Linked DNA regions of Homo sapiens: region 1 is linked to region 2. Evidence: read pairs that join two places in POLR2A ChIA-PET (ENCODE). Cell type or tissue: HepG2. All regions are shown on one strand. Region 1 has its middle 8.1 kb from the start of LINC01883. Region 2 overlaps ATL2 (atlastin GTPase 2).

Region 1 (4,000 bases), 52 kb before region 2:
GGTTGCAGTGAGCCAGCCATGATTGCACCACTGCACTGCAGCCTGGATGACAGAGTGAGACCTTGTCTCAAAAAAAAAAAAAAAAAATTTAAACATTTAAAAATGAGAGAGATAGGGCTGAGCCAAACCCTGTGTGTCACGTTAATGGGCAGTGGAAATTGAAGTTTCCCCATTGACAAGGGGAAACCAAAGAAGAATTTTAAGTAGGAGAGTAACTGTGGCAATTCCAGCTTTTGGCCCACATGAAGTTCCCTCCTCCTCTTCTCTCACTGGTCACTCTTGCTCTCTGACAGGATATACCTTCTGCTCTCCACGTTTATAACCAGCCAGCTCTAGCAAAACCCCTGATGGCCATTTTAGTCAGAGGCCCTACATCCTTTCACTATACAGACTGTAGGATTTTGGGTCCCAAAACATGTTACCCACTCGATGACCTGTTTTATTTGCCAGACTTGACTTAAATGGTTAATCATATTTCTTAATAGTTTGTATGGTTTGGCTCTGTGTCCTCACCCGAATCTTGATGAAATGTAATTTGCAATGTTGGGGAAGAGACCTGGTAGGAGATGATTGGATTGTGGGGGTGGATTTGCCCCTTCCTGCTCTCGTGATAGTGAGTTTTCGTGAGATCTGGGTGTTTAGGTCTTATTGTTTAAAAGTGCATAGCCCCTCCCAATTGGCTCTCTCTCCCTTTCTGCTTTCCAGCCATGAGAAGACATGCCTTGCTTCTCCTCTTCACCTTCTGCCATGATTGTAAGTTTCCTGAGGCTTCCCCAGCTATGCAGAACTGTGAGTCGATTAAACCTCTTTTCTTCATAAATTACCCAGTCTCACGTAGTTCTTTATACCAATGTGAGAATGGACTAACACAATAGTCAAGATAAAAGAAGTCGGGACTTCCCACTAAACAAACTATGAATCTCAGTTCCAGATGCTTGGATAGTCTAAGTTTTGGGCTGTAGTCATCGTTGGTGCTACAAGAATGATGAATTTTAGAGGTCAGTAGGTTGAGTTCTGACTGCAGGAGAAAACAAATCTTACTCTGGTCCAACAGCTTAATACCTGTTTTATTTGAGGATGATCCAGTGTGGTAGTCAGGGTTCTCCAGAGGAACAGAACCAGTAGGATGTGTGTGTGTGTGTGTGTTTGTGTGTGTGTAAAGAAAGTGGCTCACTCAGTTTTAGAGGCTGGCAAGTCTCAAGATCTGCAGGGTGATTCAGCAAACTAGAGACCCAGGAGAGTCGGTGATGTAGTTCCAGTTAAAGTGGAAAGGCCTAAGAACCAGAAGAGCTGATAGTGTAGTTCCAGTCTGAAGGCCAGTAGGCTTGAGACCCAAGAAGAACTGACGTTTCAGTTTGAGTCTGAAGGCAGGAAAAACGAATGTCCCAGTTCAAAGGCAGTCAGGCAGGAGGAATTCTCTCTTACTTAGGGGAGGGTCAAACTTTTGTTTTCTTCAGTCTTTCAACTTATTGAACATCAGACAGGAGAATCTGCTTTACTCAATGTATTAGTCCATTCTTGCACTGCTATAAAGAAATACCCAAGACTGGGTAATTTATAAAGAAAAGAGGTTTAATTGGCTCACCATTCTGCAGGCTGTACAGGAGGCATAGCAGCTTCTAGGGAGGCCTCAGGAAACTTAAAATCATGGTGGAAGGTGAAGGGAAAGCAGGCACATCTTACCTGGCCAGAGCAGGAGCAAGAGAGAGGGAGGAGATGCCACATACTTTTAAACAACCAGATTTCCTGAGAACTCTATCATGAGAACAGCACCAAAGGTGAATATCTGCCCATTGATGCAATCACTCCCCACCAGGCCCCACCTCTAACACTGGGGATTACAATTCAACACGAGATTTGGGTAGGGACACAGATCCAAACCATATCACTCAGTCTATCAAGTTAAATGTTAATCTTATCCAAAAACACTCTCACATCCAAAATAATGTTTGACCAATATCTGGGTACTCTGTGACCCAGTCAGGTTGACAGAAAATTAACCATCACACCCAGTACATCAACAATATTTATACACTATAAAATCATCAATAGCCAGGTGTGGTGGCTCACACCTGTAATCCCAGCACTTTGGGAGGCCAAGGTGGGCAGATCACCTGAGGTCAGGATTTCGAGAGCAGCCTGGCCAACATGGCGAAACCCCATCTCTACTAAAAGTACAGAAATTAGCTGGGCGTGGTGGCAGGCGCTTGTCATCCCAGCTACTCAGGAGGCTGAGGCAGGAGAATTGCTTGAACCCGGGAGGCAGAGGTTGCAGTGAGCTGAGATCAGGTCACTGCACTCCAGCCTGGGCGACAAGAGCCAGACTCCATCTCAAAAAAAAAAAAAAAAAATCATTGACAATTTGTGCAGCACATACAAGGTATGTTTATTTCACAGGCATCCTGGGTTTTGCAAGCTTTATCGTTTGTTTTTTTTTTCTTTTGAGATGAAGTCTCGCTCTGTTGCCCAGGCTAGAGTGCAGTGGTGTGATGTCGGCTCACTGCAAGGTTCGCCTCCTGGGTTCACGCCATTCTCCTGCCTCAGCCTCCCGAGTAGCTGGGACTACAGGTGCCCGCCACCACGCCCGGCTAATTTTTTGTATTTTTTTTTTAGTAGAGACACGGTTTCACCGTGTTAGTCAGGATGGTCTCGATCTCCTGACCTCGTGATCCGCCTGCCTCGGCCTCCCAAAGTGCTGGGATTACAGGCGTGAGCCACCGCGCCCGGCCAGCTTTATCGTTTTTATCAGCTAAGTTTTTAAAATTGAAAGTCCCCCCCAAAGGGGCAGCATATATGTAAATACCTATTTTTATCTACCTGTACTTCCTTCACTAATATTTTAATTATCTTTGGTCCTTCCTTTGAAGGATGAAAAATTTAAAGCTACATGTTTCGTATTTTCTTTGAGCCTTCTATCTTGTGCCTTTCTTGTTTTTGGTGATATTTTTAGAAAAAGATATTTAAAATGGTCATTATCAGTACTGTGGGCTCCTAATGAGGAGGAGGGAGGTAATTGGAACCAATGTTGACTTAGAGTGGAGGGGAGAGAGCTGGGGAAAGTGGCTGGAGACCCCTCCTCCACAGGAGGACCTGTGGTCCAAACCACTAAGCTAGGGTAGAGCTGAGTCTGATCCAGCTGGTCTGGTCTGTGGAGATTCTATCTGGGCTGAACATGCAGGGCACAAAATGAGATTTCTAAGGAGAGTTTGGGTGCGCTATTTGTATCCAACATGTTTATTCAAGTATCCATCTGTCCTGGGGAAGAGACTAGAACAAACAGGGCCCCAGCCAGTGCTACCAGGGTTCATGGAAGGACAGGGAGCTGGAAAGGTAATTGGAACCAGAGGTCACTGCAGAGAACAGTAATACAGATGGGCCACGTGCAGTTGCTTGTGATAGGGAGACTACAGGTGCACACTCCTATAGACACAGATTCATTCTTGCCAGGAACACTGGGCATGGGACTCTTTTCACCTCCCCCTCAACGGTAGGTGATATGGTTTGGTTGTGTTCCCAACCAATCTCATCTTGAATTGTAGTTCCATAATCACCACGTGTGTGAGCGAAACCAGGTGGAGATAAATGAATCATGGGGGCAGTTTTCCCCATTGTGTTCTTGTGATAGTGAGTTAGTTCTCACAAGAGCTGATGGTTTTATAAGGGGCTTCCCCGCTTCACTGGGCACTCATTCTCCTGCCGCCCTGTGAAGAGGTGCCTTCTGCATGATTGTAAGTTTTTCTGAGGCCTCGCCAGCCATGCAGAACTGTGAGTCAATTGAAATATTTTCCTTTATAAATTACCTAGTCTCCGGTATTTCTTCATAGCAGTGTGAGAACCGACTAATACAGTAGGGAAGGCTCTACGTGCATTGTGAGACTGAACTTCCAATTCTGAAGAGCTTTCCTCTTCGCCCTCTTTGGTATTTATTCCACAGTTACCACTGTCTTACATTTACATTTGTTACTTTACAGTTTACATCAGAGCAGTTTCATGCATAGTG
Region 2 (4,000 bases):
CTAGTAACATTTTATCTTTTATTGCAAAGATGCTCTGATTGTGGCGGCAATGCTTCTTTAATCATAGGGAGGATAATGTAGTGGGAAAAGAATGAGGAATCAAATGAGTGATTTCACTTAAGCTCTCAGAGCCTGGAGCCCTCATATAAGGTAGTGATAATCCGTAACAAGGCTGTCGTGGGAAACAGATGATAGGGTGCAAGTGTTTTGTAGTACTTTAAAGTTTGTAAAACTGTCTTAAGGCACAGTAACATATATGTAAGAATGTACCAGTGTGACTACTTGTGTTATTATGCTATTATATATAATGTGTATATTTGCAATAAAAAGTTATAATTTTTTCCTGTGGACAGAGATTTAGTTTGGGCAAGGGTGGTAGGCAAGTTTTAAATTTTAGCTGTAAAATGCTGATAATATGTTCATGATAGGGTTATTGTAAGTATCAAATGTGTTAAAAGTGCTTAACCCACTGCCAAATATTCTGTCGGAGGTGGTTATTACCATAATGGGTGGTTATTTAAGATGAGACTTTGAACTAAAAAGTAATTTTCAAAATAGGCAACTTGGAAGGTGTTTGTTCAGTTATTAACATAAGATGTGATCATTCATGCTTCTTAGCTATCTTCATTTTAATAAATGTGCATTTTAGACAATCCTGTGGCAAAGTAGTTCTTCTGGAATTGTTTATTTCAATTGCAGGATTTCATATGAGTTAATTTCATAGTTTAAGGTTATGGCAGTTTCCAAGTACAGTTGTCCCTTGGTATCCATGGGAAATTAGTTCCAGAACCTCCCTCTGATGACAGAATTCAAGGATGTTCCAGTCCCTGGAACATGGTATAGTATTTGCATATAACCTATGTGCATCCTCCCGTACACTTGAATCTCTACACTATAATACCTAATACAATGTAAATCATTGTTATACTGTATGCTTGGGGAATAATGACAAGAAAAAATTGTACATGTTCAGTACAGATGCAGTTAAATAATTTTTCTATTCCTGGTTGGTTGAATTCATGGATGTAGAACCCATAGATATGGAGGGCTGACTTGACTGTATAGTGCATTGGCTTTTCAAACAGTAAATCTGCAAAATCTAACTTGGGTCTGTTATGCACAGGATTGCCAAAAAAAAAAAAAAAAACAATTAACATGAAACCATACTAACAGTGAATCTCATAAAAACCTTATTTTTCCCTTCATTTAATCCTTTAGAATAGAGTCATGGACAGTGATTAGAACTACATCCATCTTTAACATTTTAACTTGAGTTCTGCAAACTTCCTATGATTTTTGAAATGGATTTAGAATGGAGGCTTGGATTTTAATACTAGGTCTATGATGTTTTATTTTTATGTATTTATTTATTTTGAGACAGAGCCTCCCTCTGTCACCCAGGCTGGAGTACAGTGGCGTGATCTTGGCTCACTGCAATCTCCACCTCGTGGGTTCAAGCGATTCTTGTGCCTCAGCCCCTGAGTATCTGGGACTACAGACGCGTGCCACCACGTCCAGCTAATTTTTGTATTTTTAATAGAGACAGGGTTTCACCATGTTGGCCAGGCTGGTCTCGAACTCCTGACCTCAGGTGATCCACCCACCTTGGCCTCCCAAAGTGCTGAGATTACAGACATGAGCCACCGCACCCTGCCTGGGTCTGTAATGTTTTTCTGTAACATTTTTTTTTTTCCTTCCCAGTGGTTAATATCTACCCTAGCAAACTTACAGTAATTTTTTTAAAAATTTTGTTTTGTTTCTATGTTTTTTGAAACGAGGTCTTGCCCTGTTGCCAAGGCTGGAGTGCAGTGGCGTGATCACCGCGGTTTTGACCTCCCTGGCTCAAGTAATCTTCCTGAATCAGCCTCTTCAGTAACTAAGACTACAGGAGTGTGCTACCACACCTGGCTAGTTTTTAAAATTTTTTGTGGAGATGTGGTCTCCCTGTGTTGTCCAGGTTAGTCTCAAACTTCTGGACTCAAGTGATCCTTCCATCTCTGCCTCCCAAGTGTTGGGATTACAGGCATCAGCCACCACACCCAGCCATTTCTTTCTTTCTTTTTTTTTTTTTTAATTAAAGAGATAAACCCTATAAATGCCATTTAGAAATTTGAAAGCCTTCTATAAAGAAACTCCTCAAAGGAGGAAAGTTGGCATGGTAAATGGAGAGCTTTTTAAAAATTTCAGTGAATGAATTTGTGGGATGCCAAAAGTTGGTTTAATTTCACCTTTATCAGAATGGGGGAGTTGATTTTTGCCATTTCCTAATCTTTTTTATCTTTTTGTATTTTTTTCCTTATTTTTTTCCCCCCCGAGATAGGGGCTAGCCTTGTTGCACAGGCTGGAGTGCAGTGGCTCAATCATAGCTCGCTGCAACCTTGAACTTCTGGGGTGCACCCCCCACCCCCGCCATTTCAGCTTACTATGTAGCTAGGTCTACAGGCTTGCACTACCCTGCTGGGCCAGGGGTTGATTTTTTTGTTTTGTTTTGTTTTGTTTCGTTTTGAGATCGAGTCTTGCTCTGTCACTCAGGCTGGAGTGCAGTGGCACAGTCTTGGCTCACTGCAACCTCCACCTCTGGGTTCAAGAGATTCTTCTGCCCCAGCCTCCCAAGTAGCTGGGACTACAGGCACCCGCTACCACGCCTAATTTTTGTATTTTTTAGTAGAGACGGGTCTTACCACGTTGGTCAGGCTGGTCTCAAACTTCTGACCACAAGTGATCCGCCCGCCTTGGGCTCCCAAAGTGCTGGGATTACAGGCATGAGCCACTGTGCTGGCTGGGTTGATTTTTTTTTTTTTTTTTTTTTTTTTTTTTTTTTTGGGACAGAGTCTCACTCTGTCTCCCAGGCTGGAGCGCAGTGGCGCGATCTTGGCTCACTGTAACCTCCGCCTCCCAGGTTCAAGTGATTCTCTTGCCTTAGCCTCCCGAGCAGCTGAGATTACAGGTGCCCGCCACCGTGCCCGGCTAATTTTTGTATTTTTAGTAGAGACAGACCAGGCTGGTTTCAAACTCCTGACCTCAGGTGATCCACCCACCTCGGCCCCCAAAGTGCTGGGATTACAGGTGTGAGCGACCGCCCGGTCTTGATTTTCTTTCTTTTTTTTTTTTTTTTTTTTTGACGGAGTCTCGCTGTCGCCCAGGTTGGAGTGCAGTGGCGGGATCTCGGCTCACTGCAGGCTCCGCCCCCCGGGGTTCACGCCATTCTTCTGCCTGAGCCTCCCGAGTACCTGGGACTACAGGCGCCCGCCACCTCGCCCGGCTAATTTTTTGTATTTTTTTTAGTAGAGACGGGGTTTCACCGTGTTAGCCAGGATGGTCTCAATCTCCTGACCTCGTGATCCACCTGCCTCGGCTTCCCAAAGTGCTGGGATTACTGGCGTGAGCCACCGCGCCCGGCTTTGATTTTTTTTAATGACAAATCCGAGAGGAGTTTTGACGGGAAAACACCCCTGTTCTTAGAATTTTTTCAAGATGGCTATTAATAGCATCTTCATAAATTGCTGTTTTCTTTTTATCAGCACTTTAATTTTTATTTTTTATTTATGTACTTATTTTTGAGATAGGGTCTCAAATATGCAGCCTCCACCTTCTGGGCTCAAGTGAACCTCCTGCCTTAGTCTCCTGAGTAGCTGGGACTTACAGGTGTGTGCCACCATGCCTGGCTAATTAAAAAAAAAAAATTGGCCGAGCATGGTGGCTCACGACTGTAATCCCAGCACTTTGGGAGGCTAAGGCGGGTGGATGACAAAGTCAGGAGTTCGAGACCAGCCTGACCAACATAGTGAAACCCCGTCTCTACTAAAAAAATTTATTTATTTTTTCTTTGAGACAGAGTCTTACTCTGTCGCCCAGGCTGGAGTGCAGTAGAGCAGTCTCGGCTCACTCTACCTTCTGAGTTCAACTGATTCTCGTGCCTCTGCCTCCCAAGTAGCTGGGATTACAGGCATGTGCCACCACGCCCAGCTAATTTTGTATTTTTAGTAGAGATGGGGGTTTC

Evidence for each region. ChIA-PET counts read pairs that join two places held together with the same protein. Peaks named below come from ENCODE experiments on the same cell type or tissue, not always from the same donor. Only the 100,000 strongest peaks of a DNase experiment are listed, where the experiment ranks them.
Region 1: POLR2A ChIA-PET joins it to region 2 with 8 read pairs; 8 of 35 experiments call an interaction of 5 or more read pairs at or near these places.

The regions. Positions count from the first base shown.
Region 1 is chr2:38,421,175-38,425,174 of GRCh38, reverse strand. No RefSeq gene overlaps it. Among named protein-coding and RNA genes, the nearest start is that of LINC01883, 8.1 kb to the left of the region's middle. In HepG2, no CTCF peak of the experiment used is centred here; no DNase peak of the experiment used is centred here; H3K27me3 peaks cover 1,133 bases.
Region 2 is chr2:38,369,271-38,373,270 of GRCh38, reverse strand. All of the region lies in intron 1 of ATL2 (atlastin GTPase 2), which reads left to right. Among named protein-coding and RNA genes, the nearest start is that of ATL2, 6.0 kb to the left of the region's middle. In HepG2, no CTCF peak of the experiment used is centred here; a DNase peak (open chromatin) is centred at 2,460.